Regions from separate parts of the Homo sapiens genome. Here region 1 is linked to region 2. Evidence: chromatin contacts called from ENCODE Hi-C data. All regions are on one chromosome and are shown on one strand. Each heading gives the region's core, a stretch centred on a gene start or an enhancer-like site at or near the end of the contact. The rest is flanking DNA. Distances are from core to core; before and after follow the strand shown. Region 1 holds the start of SPRR2E (small proline rich protein 2E). Region 2 holds the start of IVL (involucrin).

What was found. A loop is a pair of places that touch in the nucleus more often than their neighbours do.
Region 1: a map of Calu3 shows a loop between it and region 2 (2.2-fold over the local background). The contact joins the promoter of SPRR2E here to the promoter of IVL in region 2. A Hi-C loop is called at or near these places in 1 of 168 maps with a recorded cell type or tissue (Calu3).

Annotation. Positions count from the first base shown.
Region 1 is chr1:153,089,734-153,096,999 of GRCh38, forward strand. It overlaps SPRR2E (small proline rich protein 2E), which reads right to left and starts at 4,793. Exons shown (of 2, transcript NM_001024209.4): 1 at 4,751-4,793; 2 at 3,402-4,037. The coding sequence starts at 4,018. The coding sequence ends at 3,800.
Region 2 is chr1:152,902,960-152,909,970 of GRCh38, forward strand. It overlaps IVL (involucrin), which reads left to right and starts at 5,587. Exons shown (of 2, transcript NM_005547.4): 1 at 5,587-5,630; 2 at 6,820-7,011. The coding sequence starts at 6,839. RefSeq lists promoters at 3,088-6,827, 4,688-5,627, 5,347-5,581, enhancers at 3,113-4,354, 3,113-3,636, 3,113-3,498, 3,447-3,498, 5,188-5,467 and 1 more, a cis regulatory region at 4,937-5,433 and silencers at 5,202-5,254, 5,627-6,827.

The DNA of each region.
Region 1 (7,266 bases), core at 3,543-6,042, 190 kb after region 2:
ATCAATATCCTTAAAAGGGCCATATTGGCTGTGCACAATGGCTCACACCTGTAATCCCAGTACTTTGGGAGACCGAGGCAGGCAGATCACGACGTCAGGAGATTGAGACCATCCTGGCTAACACAGTGAAACCCTATCTCTACTAAAAATACAAAAAATTAGCTGGGCCTGGTGGTGGACACCTATAGTCCCAGCTACTCAGGAGGCTGAGGCAGGAGAATGGCGTGAACCCAGGAGGCAGAGCTTGCAGTGAGCCAAGATTGGGCCACTGTACTCCAGCATGGGCAACAGAGTGAGACTCCATCTCAAAAAAAAAAAAGAAAACAAAACAAAACAAAAGAAAAAAGGCCATATTGTCCAATTTACAGATTCAATGTGACTCCTATCACACTACCAATGACATTCTTCACAGAACCAGAAAAAAATTTTTTTTAATTCATATGGAATCAAAAATCAGCCCAAATAGCCAAGGTAATTCTAAGCAAAAAGTACAAAGCTGGAGACATCATGCTACCCAACTATAAACTATACTGCAAGGCTACCATAAATGAAACAGCGTGATACTAGTGGAAAAACAGACACATACACTAATGAAACAGAATAGGGAACCCAGAAATAAGACAACACACCTGTATCTACCTGATCTTCTAAAAACTTTTTAAAAACAAGCATGGGAAAAGGACTTCCTGTTCAGTAAATGGTGCTAGGATAACTGACTAACATATGCAGAAGATTGAAACTGGATACCTTCTTTACATCATATACAAAAATCAACTCAAGATGAATTAAAGACTTAAATATAGAACCCAAATCTATAAAAACCCTGGAAGACAACCCAGGCGATACGTTTCTGAACATAGGAACTAGCAAAGATTTCATGACGAAGATGCCAAAAGCAATTGCAAAGAAAAGAAAATTGACAAATGAGATCTAATTAAACTAAAGAACTTCTGCATAGCAAAGGAAACTATCAAGAAAGTTAACAGACAACCTAAAGAATGGGAGAAAAATTTTGCAAGATACACATCTTATAAGGGTCTGATATCCAGCATCTATAAGGAATTTGAACAAATTTACAAGAAAAAAAACAGCGCCATTGAAAAGTGCATGAAAGACAGGAACAGACACTTTCAAAAAGAGACATACATGCCATATGAATAAAAGCTCAATGTCAAGGATCGTTGGAGAAATGCAAATCAAAACCACAATGAGATACAGTCTCACACCAGTCAGATGGCTATTATGAAAAGTAAAAAAAAAAAAAAAGAGGTGCTAGAGAGGTTGAAGACAAAAATAAATGCTTATACACTGTTGGTGGGAGTGTAAATCTATTCAAATATTGTGGAATACACTGTGGCAATTACTCAAAGAACTAAAATTAAATAACTACCATCAAAAGCAGCAATCCCATTACTTGGTATATACCCAAAGGAATGTAAACCATTCTACCATAAAGACATGTTAACGTGTTATGTTCATTGCAGCCCTATTCATAATAGCAAAGACATGGAACCAAACTAAGTGCCCACTGATGATAGACTAGATAAAGAAAAAGTGGTACATATACACCATGAAATACTATGCAGCCATAAGAAGAAATGAGACTGTGTCCTTTACAGGTACATGGATGGAGCTGGAGGCAATTATGCTTAGCAAACTAATGCAGAAACAGAAAACCAAATACGACATGTTCTTACTTAAAACAGCAAGTTAAATGATGAGAACACATGGACACATAGAAGGAGACAGCAGACCATGGGGCCTACCACAGGGTGGCAGTTATGGGGAAGGAAAAGATCACAAAAAATAACTAATGAGTACCAGAATTAATACCTGGGTGATGAAATAGCTGTATGATAAGCGCCTATGACACAAGTTTAAGTATATAACAAACCTGCATATGTACCCCTGAACTTAAAATAAAAACTTAAAAAAAGCAGATGCCAAAGAAGATGCAAAGAAAAATGTCTTATATGCTCTTGGTAAGGATGTAAATTAGAACAGCTGCTGTGGAAAACAGTAAGATTTATCCAAAAAACTAAAAATAGAATTATCATTCAATCCAGCAATCCAACTACAGTGTATCTATCCAAAGGAAAAGAAATCAGATTATGAAAGGGTTGCCTAAACTCCCATGGTTATTGCAGCACTATTCACAATAGCAAAGATGTATAACCTAAGCATCCATTAATGAATGAATGGACAAAGAAAAGATAGAATATACATGCAAAGAAATACTATTTCATTGTAATAAAAAGAATGAATTCCCATCATTGGAAGCAACATATATTCAAATGGAGGTCATTATGTTAAGTAAAATAAATCAAGCAGAGATAGACAAATATTGTGTGTTTTCACTCATATGTAGGAGCTGCAAAATTTGATCTATAAATGTAGAGAGTAGAATGATAGATACCAGAAGCAGGGAAGGGAGTTCAGGGGATGGAGAATGATAAAACACTGGCTAATGAGTACAAACATAGAGATATATAAAAGGAGTAAGTTTTAATATTTGATAGCAGAGTAGGGTGACTACAGTTTACAACAACATATTGTATTTTTCAAAATAGCTAGAAGAGAGGAATTAAAATGTTTCCAACAAAGACAGAAATGATAAATGCTCAAGGTGATGAATGCCCTAAATTTCCTAATATCCCGGCTTTATCATTACACATTTGATCCATGTAACAATATATCACACGTATCCCAAAAATGTGTATAAGTATTAGGAACCAATAAAAACAGAGTCTTCGATAGCATTAGGAGTTATACCTAATGCTAAATGACGAGTTAATGGGTGCAGCATACCAATATGGCACATGTATACATATGTAACAACCCTGCATATTGTGCACACGTACCCTAAAACTTAAAGTATAATAATAATAAAATTTAAAAAAAAACAGAGTCTTCTTATTTTTTATATTAGTTACATCCAAGCCACTCTATTGCTGGAACAAATATGGTAGTGGTTGTCATGGGGAGTGATGATGATGATGATGATGATGGTGGTGGTGGTGGTAATGGTGGAAACAATGATGATATGTTACTGCCAATAAACTTCTAAAATGACAGCTAATTATGTGTCAGGCATTGCGACAACAAAATTTCAGATAGTAATTAGATTTATCCCAAGACTAGTTTGTTAAGTAAATGTTATTTTGGTCGCTTTGCAATAAAGAGATTGACATTCACAGAAGTTGAATAATATGTTCCTCAAATCAATCAAACACTAATTAAGGAAAATAAAAGTGGTTTAAATAATACAGACATAATCTTTGATATGACCCAAATTTTAAGATTCTGACTGTGGTTGAAAGAAAGGTGGAAATAAACCCAAATGATTATATAATTTTACTAATAAAGCAGATTTGAAAAGAAACAAAAGATCCATTCACAAATACGTATGCAAAGATATTTTATTCAGGGAGTGAAAGAAAAGTGACAATTGCACAGGTGTTAGAAGCCCATGCCCAGGTGACAGACAGACACAGAAAACATCAACAGCATTTTTTGATGGTTCCCAGGGACAGAGCTGCTGGTCCTTCTTCCAAAGCTCTGGGAACTGACACTGCTGAGGACTTCCTTTCTCAGTCTCCACCTGGACAGTGGCAATATGGCAGCCTCAGAAAGGAAACCTTTTGCTATCAGGGATCATCATGGGCAGATCACTGGCTAAGAGGAAAGAAGCTAACTGTGTATCCATGGTAGGCTTTGATGAGAAGATGCAGGTGAAGCTGTGGAACAAGGTGAGCCAATTATCCTTATCCTTTCATGCTCCTGATGAATTCTGAAGCTGTTACTTGCTCTTGGGTGGACACTTTGGCTGGCAGGGTGGGGAAGGTGTCACAGGAGGACATTTTTGCTGGCACTGCTGAGGTGGGCAGGGCTGTGGACACTTTGGTGGTGGGCAGGGCTCAGGGCACTTCGGGGGTGGACATGGCTCTGGGCACTTTGGCGTGGGGCACACAGGAGGTGGCTGGCAGGGCTGCTTGCACTGCTGCTGTTGATAAGACATCCTGCTGGAGTCTCAGAATCTGAAAGAAATGATATGACAGTGTTCACAGGAATGGACTCCTCCAGAGAGAGAAGCCAAAGCTTATGTAATACCATGGCATATTATTTCTCCAATCTCCAAAAATTTATTTAAACTCTTAGCTCTCTTTTCATGACTTCCTGTCTTCTCCTTTCCACTTTAGCAAGTTGTTTCATCAGCCCTAGGAATTCCTGCCTTTCCTCATACAATTTTTCCAAAGAAAACATCTCTATAATAAAGAAGCAAGCATGTTATTCCATGAAAATGACATCTTCAGGAAAGGCAGTCACAAGTTCAGACCTCCTGGGCAATCTCACAAGCTATTCCTATCATCATTATCTGTTGTAAAGCACCAGTGGGTTGACTTGGGCACAGAGCAAGGGCTGTTCAGGAAGAAGTACTGGCTCTCACACCTGCTAAGACACAAACCTTTGAAAAGGATACCAGGAAAATATGGAAAAGAGAAAAATACTTCATCCCTTTCTTCAAACCAAAACTTTCCTATTAACTTCTCTGTCCATATGGACATATAATTGTACATTTTTTAAAAATCTGTGTAAAACACTGTATCATGTAATCTAATCCTGTAGTTCCATCAACTAAGTACCATCAAACCTATGATCACAGGTTTGGATCCACCAAACTTGCTGGATTCAGGTTAAATTCAACACTTCAGGGCACAAAGAACAGAGGAACTCAAGGAAGCAGACTCACCAGGTTCTCCAAAGCAGATCAGTGCTCAAGTACCAGGAGTTTAGGAGTTGTAGAGCAGAGAACCTCTTTATAGGGCCTGCTACCCCACCCAGCAGGAAGTGGAACTACCCAAAACTGGGCTGGCCCAGCAATGTCCCAACTAAAATGCAAATCTATCCATAACTGGCATGACAGGGATTCTCAAACTGGGAAATATCCTGTTCTGGGATCTTTCCACTGGATTAAGTGCCCTGACTCACTGAGGCCCTGCCTTAGATCTCAGTTTCAGTGACAGCAAAGAGGGACTTGGGGGATTCTCTAACTGGTGGTCAAGGGCTCTCTTTCTTGATTGGGGGCAATGAATGCTTCCTGTCTTACACATTCCCTAAATCATAAAACTTCCTGCCCTGATCCACTTTAGCTGAATGCCATATTGTTTGTACATGAACCCATCTCCACCTCTACTTTCCTTGTACAATTTGCCAATGTGCTAGAAGGAAGGAGAGACCTAACAAAGGCCTGAGTTCTGGCCCCAGATTTTTTTGCTAAGCTGTATGACCACAGCCAGGTCAACTCTCCTCCCTGGAACTGTAAACAGAAGAGCATCTTATTTACCTCTGGGTTTGGAGGCACTGACCACATTGTGCCATCTGTTGATCCTGTTCAAGCCTGAAATTTTCTGCTCCACCTCTTTCTCTTGCAGAAACCCAGATTTTACCTATATTCCTTTCCTCTTTGAGGGTTGTCTTCTACAACCCTCAAAGAGGCACTTGTGTCCCAAGATAGATACCAGAGTGAGATCCAGTCTCTCCAGTACATTTGCCACTGCTACCATCAAGGGAGTGTACTACAGGCTTTTCATTTGTAAAACTGTACTCTTATTCACCACATTAAGAAAATGGAGAAAAGGGAACCAAAGTTACAAGCATTCATTTTAAATCTATGTATTGAACCATGCCTGTATGTTTCCCTGTGAACATCATATAGAGAACAAGATGCATAGACTCACAGTATCTTATGTAAATAATTAGAAGTTTTCCAGAATAGAGGTCAGAGCACTTAAAGTCTGAAATCTAGGGGAAAATATAAACTCAGTGTGATCCTATGTGTTTGCTTTCTCTACCTCTCTTTCCAAACAGGTTTTAGTCTTTGAAAAATGGTATTTTTTAATTTGTTTGTATGTTCTTCCATTGTCTTTTCCAAAAGCTCTCTAGCCCCACAACCTGCTAGATTATCAACTCACACCCCAATGTATACCTCTCATCTGTTCATTTTAGTACACATTGTTCACTCGATACGTATGTTGTCAATGTGAATGTCTTTCACATCTTTTTAAAACTCTTCCTGCAATCAATGGGGCTTACTAAACATTGTATATTAAACATTTAAAACAGTGCTGCTGGAGCTTTCTTATCTGGGCTAATGATCAGGAAGCTTTCCAAGAATGTGATTTTATAATTGGAGAAGAAGAAGGAAGAGGAAGATAAGGAAAAAGAGGAAGAGGAGTGACTCAAATTCTTTGGAGCACTCACCAGCTATGCTCCAGATAGAGCAAGAACACTGAATCAACCCAGCATCACATCTCTCAGTTAAGCAGGTTAGGTTTCCAGATCTGCAATTGCTCCAGTCTTTAAGGAAGAGCTTTTGGCCAAGATCACTGTGGCCAGATGCTGCAGAAATACAACTATCATGTCAGCACCTTTGCGCCAGGTGTTTACAAATAGTGTTCTCACCAAATGCTTCCTATAGACTATTACACATGCCAAGCACAGTGGGTAAAGTAAACAGACTTCACTCAATAGGTCACCTACTCCTCCCCAGAGTCTCACATCACATCTACAACACAGATCCTTAGAGAAATGTCTGATTTCTAACATGCAAAATTGGAGAATTGGCTGCCAAATGAGATCACTGTGTGAGATAATACAGTTTGGGTCATGCCCTGAGACTCCCCTTCTGAGAACACCCCACTCAAACAGGCTGTTTATCACAGCAGTGCAGGCACCAGAGCAGCAGCAGCCCTAGTGCCCCCAGCATCTCAGACAGGCTCACTTTACAAGTTGAGGTGATGAACTTGAAGCTAAGAGTTCCTCACAGTCCAGGTACATGAAGAGCAGCCACAACATGAAGAGGGGCAGCTACTAGTCACAGCTTCCCCAAGTTATGACATCCAGGCCCTGAAACATAGAGTGAGGCATACTTCACACACACACATACACACACTCACACTCACATACCATGAGTCTTTATCTGTCATCTATCTACATGTCTAAAGAGGTTAGCTTTATCTTCTTTAAGAGTCTGATAGCCTTAGTTAGGTTCATTCCTATTACTTCTACTCCATAATTTTCTAGGGGATCATTAAGTATGAATTATTAGTACTTAAAAATGACAGGAAAGAACAGATACCTTTAACATTTTGCGATTCAGAAAGTATATTTGAATTTTATTAATTATATATTCACTCATGTGTGTTTGTGTTTATAATGCTATGAAATTTACATCACGTACGTAGCATTGGCTACTACTACAGTCAA
Region 2 (7,011 bases), core at 4,337-6,836:
ACAACTGAGGACACTTTGGAGGGAGGCTTCATGGCTGGACTTGGTCCCTGCACTCCCCTTTTGTTCTGTGACTGTCTCTTTCTCCCCTCTGAAGTGTCCCTCCCCCATTCCCTGCACCCAAGGGCCCTGCCACTGCTGGCTGCCTTCAACCAAACTGTGCTCCTCACAGCCCTGCCTTCTTTTTCACACAGCCCTGTGAAGTCTTACCCCTTATGGTATTTTGCCTATCACCTCCATTCCATGTGCTTGGCTGAAATCGTACCTTATACCTTTGACTTGATGGGCTGTGACTGTATGTATACTCCTCACTCTATTGCTAGATTCCTTTTTCCAGATAAAATTTTGTTCCAAACCACTGTCTGTCCTCTGCCCATGCAGATCCCAGGCCCCACCATGTACCATCAAGCTCTAGAAATGGAAAGCCACCTTAATGTCCCCATGATTCCCACTCAGGGGAGCATACTCAGTGCACACAGGCCATTATCAAAGCACAAGACAGAGTCTCATGTCTTGGGCTGAATCGTCACCTGAGGCCCAGCAGCAGCAGACTGGAAGGAGCAGCAAATGGGAAGGCGACCTGGCTCCCCTCACCACGCTACTCCCATGGACTGTGTGACTGTGGGGCTTCATGTTTTTCATGGGCAAAATGAGTTAGTTAAAGCTGATGAACTTTAAAGAACTTACACCTTCAAAACTATCTTTAGGTAGGTAACACACTGTAATCCATCAGCAAAACTTTGCAATGGCCCCCAGCGATAAAATAGCCAACTTCCTGACTACAACCTATGTGCTAAGCACATATATTCCCTCACCAAATTCTCACAGAATTCTAAGGAATTGTTAGTATCCCCATTTTACAGACAAGGAAACTGAAATTCATAGAGGTGAAATGTCTTGTCCAGATAAAAAGACGTGCAGGTGCAATTCAAACCCAGGCCTGTCTGACAGCAAAGCCAGTGCCCACCATTGAACAGTAACATTCTTTCAGATTGGATTAGGCTGAAATAAACTTAAACACCAGACCCAGCCAGGAAGTGGAGCTCCCTATTCCCAGGACCAAAGAGGGTCATCCCAAGGGCATTTTGGCTGAATGAGAGCCAGAGAAAACTGACACTCCCTCCAGAAAACCCAGAACTGGCCATGTTGAGGTAAGTGACTGACTCACAGAGCTAGAATGTGTCTTTGAAGTCACCTAGTGGAACCTGTCACAGCCATCAGATGCTCAAGCACCTAGCAAAGCAGCCTGATGGGGAGGAGAGCCCCTGACTGGAGGTCAGGACACATGGGTTCCAGCCCAGCTCTATCACAGCCTCGCTGTAGGCTCTTGGGCAACTCATGTTCTCTCCAGACTTCAATTCCTGTCAGAAGACAGATGAGCCCCAATGGTGAGAAGTAGGCATAGGTGTGTTAAGAAGCACCTGCATTCTAAGCTACTTGAAGGCAGGGATTGTGTGTTTTCTATTCATAACCCTATCTCCAGTGCCTTGCACATAGTAGAGGCTCAGTAAGTGTTGGTTGAATGAATACATCAATTATATTAACAACTTTACCTTGTGACCTGGTATTAGGCAAAGGCATTACTTCTTTTTTTGTTGAGGTACAATTCATATAACATAAAGTTACCATTTTAAAGTGAACAGTTCAGTGGTGTTTAGTACATTCATATATTATGCAACCACCAACTCTATGTCGTTCTATAACATTTTCATCATCCCCATTAGCAGCTACATCCCATTCTCTCCTCCTCTCACTTCCTGGCAACCATCAGTTTGCTTTCTGTTTCTATGAATTTACATATTGTGAATTTAAGTTATTATTATTAGTTATTATTAGATAGATAAATAGAGAAGCTCCTATGCACCAGGCGCAGTGTAAGGCATTTCCCATGCATTCTCTGAGGACTCCTCCATCTCAGACATTCTGCTGCTGGACAGAGAATCAACTGTACAAAATGTGATTTCCCCAACAATGAGCCCAAAGGGGAGGGAATTTCCTTTAGTTGGAGAAGGGGGAACTGAGTGTCTCTTTCCTCTACTACTGGCAGCCTTTATGCCTCTGCTCCTCTTGCTGCCACCAAGAGCAGAGCTGTGGCTGCCCTTCCACAGCTCTCAGATCCAAGAACAAAGGCCAGAACTGGTGACTGAGATCCAGTGATCCAACAAGCCCAGGAGAGAAAGCTATAAGAAGATGTAAGAGAGGAAAGCAGGTCAGGACAGACAGATCCACCCAGAAGCCCAAAAAGGATGAGTCAGCCCTCTTGGCCCTTTCTTGGTCTCATCTCCCTTCCTTGAATAGCAGACGGGCACAAAAGGTGAGAGAAGAGCCAAGGTCAGGTCCAGGAAGCAATGGAAAAAGATGAGGAGGATTCAAAGTTTGTGGGGAAGGTCGGGCACCGTGGCTCACGCCTGTAATCTCAGCACTTTGGGAGGCTGAGGCGGGCAGACCATGAGGTTAGGATTTCGAAACCAGCCTGGCCAACATAGTGAAACCCCATCACTACTAAAAATACAAAAATTATCCAGGCATGTTGGCACATGCCTGTAGTCCCAGCTACTCAGGAGGCTGAGGCAGGAGAATCGCTTGAATTGGGGAGGCAGAGGTTGCAGTGAGCCAAGATTGCACCACTGCACTCAAGCCTGAGAGACAGAGTGGACTCTGTCTCAAAAAAAAAAAAAAAAAAAGAAGTGTGTGGGGAGACAACTAGTGCAGGTTGGCAGGTTGAGGACTGAGAGCCGCTGATGTAGGAGACAGTGCCCTGGGGAGAGGAGGAGGCTTGTGAGAGGGAGAGGAGGCTAGCAGCCTCAGAGCATGGGGCAGTGCCATACCAGGAAGCAGATGAGGCATGGCTATTCAAGATGAGAATGCATGATTTTCTGGCCCAAGTCACCTTCCAGGACCATCTGCTATGACCCCTCTGGCAATCTGTTAAGAGCTGTCCTCAGCATCCCTCCCCACAGGACATTGAATCACCATAACCAATTTCTTCTGCCCCCTACCACTAAGCAACAGCTCAAATAGGTTGCCTCACTCAGGAGAGAGACAAACTAGCCAGCTTCTGCCTCCAAATTTGAAATAGCCAGTGCATCCTTAGGCTGGGGCAGAGTTGGGGCCAAAGCTTCTCCATGTGTCATGGGATATGAGCTCATCCTTATTATGTTGGGTGGGGGTTGGACAGTTACCCAGACTTGTCATGTGGACCTGGAGCTTATGAGGTCATTCACATAGGCAGTGAAAGAACCTCTCCCATATACGTGAATGCCTGTCTCCCAAATGGGGCAACCTGTGGGCAGAATAAGGGACTTCTCAGCCCTAGAATGTTGAGGTTTCCCCAACCCCTCCCTTGCATACACACACACACAAACACTCCCTCAGCTGTATCCACTGCCCTCTTTCCCACACCCTAGCTTTGCCCAGCAGTCAAAGGCTCACACATACCATCTTCTCCTTAAGGCTCTTATTATGCCGTGAGTCAGAGGGCGGGAGGCAGATCTGGCAGATACTGAGCCCCTGCTAACCCATAAGACCGGTGTGACTTCCTTGATCTGAGTCTGCTGCCCCAGACTGACTGTCACGGGCTGGGAAGAGGCAGATTCCCCCCAGATGAAGTCAGCAGCAGAGCACAAGGGCATCAGCGCCAAAGTAAGGATGCTTGATTAGTTCTTCAGGGCAGAGTGGGCTGTGCTTCCTCTGCCCCAGAAAATGGCACAGTCCCTGTTCTATGGGAAAAAGAATGTGAGGTCCCTGGGTGGGCTCAGGGAACAGAGAGGTCATGAGGAGGGGATAGCACTGCAGAAACCAAGGGTGCCTTGTGAGTCCTCCCTCTGTCTTTTTAGGCATGATCCAGGAACATGACAAAATTAGTGCTTTAAATAGATTTACTTGGGGCTAAGAGAAATGTGCCTGTCAGGAAAACTATGGGGAATCAGGACACTTCTCAAAATTAGCCCCACTGAGTATTGTCTTTATAATTCCTTCTTTTTGGATTAGATTGTAAAAAAGAGAGTGTAAATGAATGATGTCCATATAATAAGTTATTAGCCAACCATTAAAAAGAAAGGGAAGAAATAAATCAGTTTGGTTTTTACACACACATACAGACACACACATATAAACATTGATCAACACTGAAATGTTTAATAGTCATTATTTTCGGGTCGTAAAATTCACTGTTCTTCAATGAATACTTGTAGAGCACATATTATATGCAGTAGTTTTGATAGGTTCTAGGGGTATAGTGGAAAACATACCAGGTATACGCTGCTCTTAGCTTATTTTCCAGTGGGAAAGATAGACAATAAGCAAGTGAACAAATGCAAATAAATTACTCTAGATTGTTATAAGTGAAATTAAGTACCAATCCTTTAGATATGGTACACAGAGAAGGATCTCTGACAGACCCCAACATTGACACTGAAGCTGAAAGGCATAAAAGAACCAGAGACCTGGGGAGGGGCCGGTGGGCAGAAGGAGAGCAGGTGCCAAGCCCCCAGGTGGAGAGCTCTGGGCTCATCTCAGGAACCGAAGGCCCTCAGTGAGGTAAGAATATACCTCTCAGGGAGAGATTGACATGAATTGGGGCCCCAGAAGAAGGCAGAAGCCAGGTACCCAGGGTCTTTTAAACCACGGCAGTGAGTTTGAATGTTATTTCAAGTGTGCTGGTGCACTGTTGGCACGGGGGAGAGATGTGCTCAAATCCCCACTCTGAAAGATTTCTTAAGCTATTTCTAGAGTATGATTTACAACAGGAAATGGATGATTTGATTCTGATCTTTATACCTTCATGCATTTAAAAAAGTACTTAAGAAAGTAGTTTGGTTTGTCATTATAAAAAGCAATACTTATTTTTATATTGTGTAGATTCAATCTTGTTTCCTTGCCTAGAGTGGGCCGTGCTTTGGAGTTCTTATGAGCATGGCATTCCTGAGAACTTCTCTAACTGCAGCCTCGGGCATAGAGGCTGGGCAGCAAGTGGCAGCAGCAGAGGACTCCTAGAAGCCTTCTACTTGACTCTACTTGGCCTAAAGTCAAACTCCCTCCACCAAAGACAGAGTTTATTTCCACATAGGATGGAGTTAAAAAATATATTCTGAGAGAGGAAGGGCTTGTGGCCCAAGAGAACACCCCAGAAATACCACCCCTTCATGGGAAGTGACTCTATCTTCAAACATATAACCCAGCCTGGACATCCCCGAAAGACACATAACTTTCCATTTCATGCCCTTGAAAGTGAATCTTTTGGCCTAATAATGAGAACAAACTCATTTTGAAAGTGGAAAAATTGAGATTCAGAGCAGAAGTTTGACTAAGGTCACAAAACAGTAGGATGCCTCACTCAGCTCCCTGTGCCTAGGTCAGAAAAGCATCACAGGAATAGTTGAGCTACCAGAATCCTCTGGCCAGGCAGGAGCTGTGTGTCCCTGGGAAATGGGGCCCTAAAGGGTTTGCTGCTTAAGATGCCTGTGGTGAGTCAGGAAGGGGTTAGAGGAAGTTGACCAACTAGAGTGGTGAAACCTGTCCATCACCTTCAACCTGGAGGGAGGCCAGGCTGCAGAATGATATAAAGAGTGCCCTGACTCCTGCTCAGCTCAGCACTCCACCAAAGCCTCTGCCTCAGCCTTACTGTGAGTCTGGTAAGTGTCGGATGGTAGAACCAGGGTTGGGACTCGGGACCTCCAACAGCATACGATGTGGTGGGGGTGGGCAGCCTGGGTGGGGGTGGGCATTACTCTGGGGCTGGATTCAGCTGGACTTTCATTCTAGGGGGACTCGAGTCAGAGTACTGAGAGAAAAGTGCCTTGGCACAGAAGTGCAGAACAGAGAGTAATCATCCTATGTCCCATCTTTTCTTGTGACCATATTTTTGGATTTGTGTGTGAGAGAGAATTATGGAAGGGAGGAGGGGAATAGCATTCAACTTCTTTCCTAAACCTCTTGGGTTTTGACAGACCATCATTTTGCCTTCTTTATGGAGGGAGAGGTTCAGGGAAGAGCTTCTACCTTTTGGCTATGCTGCACAGAGGGATGGCAGAATGGGGAAACCTTTCTATTTGGAGAAACCTAGGCAGAGCTGGGACAGGAAAACTCAACTTAGAAGTATAAGACTTGGAAGAACAACCTCCAACTCTCAGCAACCTTCCAGCTCCCGCAGCCCCACCCCAGACACAAGGACTGCAGCTAAACCTCAGAAGGTCAGGAGAGAAAGCAGCCCTGGGGTTGAATAGGCCAACCTGCTGGCTTTACAGGGGGGAAAACCAAATCCCAGGAGACTAAGTGACATGCCCAGAAACACACAGCATTCCAATGGGAGATTCAGGCCTAGAGCATGTCCTGTGGCTCCAGTCTGGAGGTCACACCATGACCTCTTAGGTCCTCTCTGGCACGGCCTATTGGTTTTCTAGGACTTGGTGTTCTCCAAGAGACATTTCATTCCCTAAGGCCTTACTCCTCACTGTGACATAATCCCAGAACGCATCTCTGCTCCTTGGTCAGTGAAGCGATGAGGGTGGACACAAGGACTAGACAAGAGCAGACAGTGAGCTGGCACCTGACCCACCCTTGCAGAACAGCCCTGCAGACAGATCTCCTTGTTGGCTCTCACCTGGGAACAAGGAGGCTCCTAGGAGGACCTTTCTCTGCCCCTCCACATTTCCACCCTTCTCTCTCTGCTGCTTTTGGGAAATGATAGTCCAGAGGTGGTAGAACAGTACCCTGCCCAAGGGAAGAGGGGATGCTAAAAAACCAGATACTTCTGCAGATTCCCAAGGTTTCATCTATTTCCTTTGCCTTCAGCCTGTGCATCAGACCTCTTCTGTCTTTCAGGTTGACAGTAGCTTCTAAGATGTCCCAGCAACACACACTGCCAGTGACCCTCTCCCCTGCCCTCAGTCAGGAGCTCCTCAAGACTGTTCCTCCTCCAGTCAATACCCATCAGGAGCAAATGAAACAGCCAACTCCACTGCCTCCCCCATGCCAGAAGGTGCCTGTCGAGCTCCCAGTGGAGGTCCCATCAAA